Regions from separate parts of the Homo sapiens genome. Here region 1 is linked to region 2. Evidence: chromatin loops called from intact Hi-C (ENCODE). Cell type or tissue: GM12878. All regions are shown on one strand.

The links. Hi-C counts contacts between places; a loop is a spot of excess contacts. Peaks named below come from ENCODE experiments on the same cell type or tissue, not always from the same donor. Only the 100,000 strongest peaks of a DNase experiment are listed, where the experiment ranks them.
Region 1: it touches region 2 in a loop (4-fold over the local background); 2 of 110 quality-filtered maps call a loop at or near these places.

Annotation. Positions count from the first base shown.
Region 1 is chr1:184,690,718-184,693,217 of GRCh38, reverse strand. EDEM3 (ER degradation enhancing alpha-mannosidase like protein 3) reads left to right here. Exons shown (of 20, transcript NM_025191.4): 20 at 1-2,500. Among named protein-coding and RNA genes, the nearest start is that of EDEM3, 63 kb to the left of the region's middle. In GM12878, a CTCF peak has its summit at 1,301 (motif pointing right); no DNase peak of the experiment used is centred here.
Region 2 is chr1:184,981,037-184,983,536 of GRCh38, reverse strand. No RefSeq gene overlaps it. Among named protein-coding and RNA genes, the nearest start is that of NIBAN1, 7.8 kb to the right of the region's middle. RefSeq lists a silencer at 1,136-1,255. In GM12878, a CTCF peak has its summit at 1,197 (motif pointing right); a DNase peak (open chromatin) is centred at 1,296.

The sequences.
Region 1 (2,500 bases), 290 kb after region 2:
TTGTAGGGTAGATTATAAATCATTTCCAGTTCATTTCTCTTAGAGGTGATTACCTCTAGCCATCAGCCTTACTCCATCCCATGTTTGGTATGCAATTTGAGCCACAAGGCTCGTATCGCCAACAGCTATATACATTTTGTTCCATTTTTCTGTCTTACAGAGCCATGATAGAACTGTGGTTAGTGAGTTAAAATTCCTGGAGTAACTACTGTTTTTCTCCTTTGAAACTTAGGTTTCTAAAGTTGCACCTAAGGAATCTGTCACATTTTCTGTTGAATCATGGTTTTTGTTTTTGTTTTTAACAGATATTCCTTCTGATACGGACTTGAAAATTAGTGTATGGTGACCTGTGTTTAAAAAAAAAAGTACAATACAACTACATATAGCTATATAGCTTAATGAGACTTCCACCCCCCCCCTTTTTTTTTTTGGTTTGTTGTTGTTGTAGTAGTCTGGTGCTGGCCACATTTAAGTCTTAAAAATTTTTAAATTTTGTTGTTGATGTTTGTAGACAGCCCTGTTGTTGAAATCATGGCTTTATTCATTTTATTTATTTTTTAAACTTGCCTGAATTTGTTCTAAAGGAATATTTAAGAGACATAATTTTCTTCTCTTTACCATAACATTACACAAAACTTTTTCCTAAAACACGGTTGTGAGGTACTGATGAGGTGTAAGTGGAGCTGTTAAAAACAGCAGTGCTGTATTGCAGTTATGTATATTCGTGTACAGTATGTTTAGATCCCAGGTAAACATATTCTTTTCTGAGAGGATAAATACCTGCATTCAGATATTCCAGGTAAATATAATTGAGTCAGGGAGTAGTAAATCTGATGGAGAATTCACTTTGGGGAGGGGAAAAAGAATAGTATGCAAGACCCTTATTGGCTTTTAATTATACCTGAAACCAAAATGGATATTTTTAGTCTCTCTGCATGTGAGATTTGGTGTAACAAGATAGAACTATAATATATACAGTATATGGAAGGATAGATATAGTGCTTTGTTCATTTTAATTGCAAAGCTGCCAAAATAGTTGAAGCTTAATTACTTGACTTGCCTTGATTTATAGGACTGGGGCTTGGAGAAAATGAGCAGATGTTCCTCTAAGACATCGATTACAGAAGCCTTATATACATGGATTTGATTTTGTATTTGTAGCTGAAAGTCACTGTTGTCTAAAACTAACTTTTCTAAGTTATCAAAACAACCTAATTTCTTTTCCAACAAGGAGAACTTAATGGCATGAAGGATTGTGTGACACATTGGAAAAGCCAGCTTACTGCCACTCTCTTCCTTTGGCCATTAGAGGGAGGTGTTGCCTTTCATTGACGCTTAGAAGCAAATTGTTCACTTGTTAAGAAAAGTAAATCCTTAAAAAAAGAAAAGGAAAAAATTTAACCAATTTTTCTTAATACCCAGAAGGAATTATACTCAATATTTCCCTAGTTAAGAAAAGAGGAGATAATGTTCGTCTAAAAAACTCCAACGTTGTAATTACAACTCTACATTCATTTACTTACTTGACATACTGCCACAAAGTAGTTTTTGAGTTCATTAAAAATTCCAAAGGCATTAGTTGTTTTTTTTTTTTTTAGTGTTTTGTTTTTTAGTTAACTTTTATAGACATTTTAGTAACTTGCTAAAGATTCAGGGGATTCTATGAAACCCCGAATTTAGAAACATCTGGTCTACCTCAGTTAAATGTTGACTGCTTAGAAATATAGCTGAAGTGATCACCACAGCCATAAAATTGTTTAAGAAAGATTTATATAATGTTTACAAATCTGGAATCAAGGATTTTAGCTGAAATCCTTTAAGAGATATTAGAGCAAGTATTTAATTCAGGTATTTTCAAGTTTTAAAACTTAACCTGTTTACCTACTAAAAATAAAATAGCTAGTTTTTTTCTGCATATAAAAGTTCATTGAAATGATATGCCCTTATTTGCAATACTTTTCCCATAAAGTTTTAAGTGTGAAAGAATTGTAATTTACTAGATATGTTTGGTATGGGATATTTTGTTAGGCAAGTTTTCTTTTTTCTTCTTAAATTGCAATAGGCTTCCAAAAAGAGTATAATTGTTTCAGAACAAATTAACTCTTGGCATTATACGTCTCCCTTTTTCTTTACAGTATTAGTAAAAAGAAAAATTGTACACTTTCTGATTTTAACTTCACTAATGTAATTACTCTCTCAAGAAGCTTTTAAAATTTAAATTACCATCACACAACCTTTTTTATAGTAAAGCCAACATTTGTTCTCTCACCAAACCCCATGCCAAATTCATCATGAAGAAAGCTCAGCATAAGTAATTCAAATACTGCTTATAATTTTAGAGGGGGGTAGAATTTAGTAAATATTCCAGCCGGTCGTTTTATGCACAAGGCTTCAGTCAGAACATAGAAAAAAAAAACATTCTGTGAATGAAATATTGTATGTTCAGATTTTATAAAAGACATTTTTAAAAGCCCAATTTACAGCCGTATATTTTCTTATG
Region 2 (2,500 bases):
AAAATAGGAAAAAGATTTTAAGGCAGTATGGATGCAGATAATTTTAATTAGGTACAATAAGTCATGCCAATGTAGAAGAGCATATATTCCTTCCATAAACAAGGCATATAAATCGAGACATCTCTGCCTCACTCCCTACACCATTTGTGAGTGAAAATATTTAGAGGTATATGGGAAGGAATGCTGTGGGAGTGGTCTGTCCTTGGTTCAGGCAAAAAGGGGTACACTCTGTAGAGCACTGAAAAGCAATAATAAAACTAACTCAGCTTGCATTTTTTTAAATCACCATGTGCAGGAATTCTAAACAACATTAGTGACATAATACCCCACCCCACTTTGACGAATCAGTCCCACTGTTCCTACACGCCCTTGTGGTTCCACCACCAATACTTCTTCCCGGCTGGGTGCGGTGGCTCATGCCTGTAATCCCAGCATCTTGGGAGGCCAAAGCAGGTGAATCACTTAAGGTCAGGATTTCAAGACCAGCCTGGCCAACATAGTGAAACCCCATCTCTACTAAAAATACAAAAATTAGCTGAGTATAGTGGTGTGCACTCGTAGTCCCAGGTACTCGGGAGGCTGAGGCAGGAGAACTGCTTGAACCCAGGAGGAGGTTGCAATGAGCCGAGATCGTGCCACAGCACTCCAGCCTGGGTGACAGAGCGAGACCCTGTCTCAAAAAATAAATAAATAAAAACTTCTTCCCATCTCCCCATTCAAGCACAATAGAATAGAAATCAGAGCCCTGGCCTATTCTCGGCAACTACTGACACCTGCCTAAGAGAATTACTGTGCTGGCATTTTGCACCGTAAAGAGAAGAGGGAACGATGACTCTTAAGTCAAAAGAATGAAAAAAACCCTGTGCTTTACAAAATATAATTAATGTCAAAAATGTGTGTTATGAGCACATTTTGTGGGTACAAAGCTTACACATGTGTACAAGTTTGCATGTTAAAATACTAGAATTAGCCCCCTTAAATAAATTTAGCCGGAAAAGTTCTGTTCTCAAAGAGTGATTCACTTGTTAGCTGAGGAGAAAGAAGCTTGGATATTAATATTTGTAAGAAATCGCTGAATAATTCCAAACGACTGTTAAGCTAATCTAGATGTAGCAAAATGAATTTGATTTGGACCGGAGTCAGTGTTCTTTCCCACCCTGCCCAGTAGCTGTGGCCCCACGGGGAGCATCATCGGTGGCCCAGCAGGTGGCACTCTTCCCTTTGTGCACTAACACTAAACTAACTTCCCCAAATACAAGGTCCTTCAGAGCCTTGACTTCAGAAGAACCCATGTAATCTGTTTATCTTTGGCGGTAATATGGCTACAGTTTTCACAAGGGCAACTGTGCTGGTCTGGTATTTGTCAGATTTGAAAGACTGGTGCCTACACATCTAAACGTCTCCTTGGTTCTAGAGTTGTCATCCTTAGTTCCAAGCCTTTACTGGTTTCTGTTAAAATACTTGAACTTGTATTCTGTGTCTATGGTCTTATGCAAATACTAGAGGTTTATATATAATTGTGATGACTTACATTTGAAAAGCACATTGAGCAAGTGTTTCTCAACTTAAAAAATATCTGTCTTTTTCCAATAAAAATGCCGCACAGTCCTGGAATTCCTGCAACTTCAAGAGTCATTGATAAGCAGAAATTGGATTCCATCTTCAACATGTTACCTCTAGAAAAGATTTTATTCAGCTTGGCTTTCTATAGTTTGTATTATGAAGACAGTTATGTTTTGTTGTTCACATATACAATTAAAACATAGTAATACACATTTTCCCTTTCAAAATTGGTATTAATACCTGCCCCTGGGGAGTTTGATGTACTGGCCACAAAAGTATTATAACAAGCATATGAATAAAAAAGACTAGCACTGATAAAACAGTTAAAGTATCTTTTTATTTATCACTAGTTATATATTAGCTTCATTTAGAGAATGATAAATATGTAGGTATAGTCATATGTATTAAGTATATTACACATATGATCTTATCTAATTTTTGCAGATACCTATTTTGAAGATAAGGAATATGAAGCTTAGAAAATTTAAGTTATTTCCCAAGATCATGAGGCAAGCCAGTATCAGAATGAGGATTAAAGCCTAGTCTTTTCCACTGTAAATTTTGAGCCCCTAAGACAGATTGTATTAGATTATTATAACCATCTTTTGAGGCAGCTAGTAAGTAAACAAATTTATATATTTTTTAAAAATTTGTAAAATGACTTCCAAGTTAATCCATTTTGTATAAAAACCCTAGGTACAACAACCTATAAGAGATATTATTGATTAGGCTAGGCATTCTTTAGACATTACGTAAGGCTAAGAGGGAATGAGGAAAGATGAGAAGGTGGCAGAGACAAATCTGATTTTTAAATTTGCCTGCAGTTAGGTCAATATTCAGAAAAGAAAATCCAATATAGAGCACAGGGAAATATGTTTCCGAAAGAAAAATGTGTTTAATTTGCAATGTGTTTTACAGTAAAAGGGTTAATGTCTCT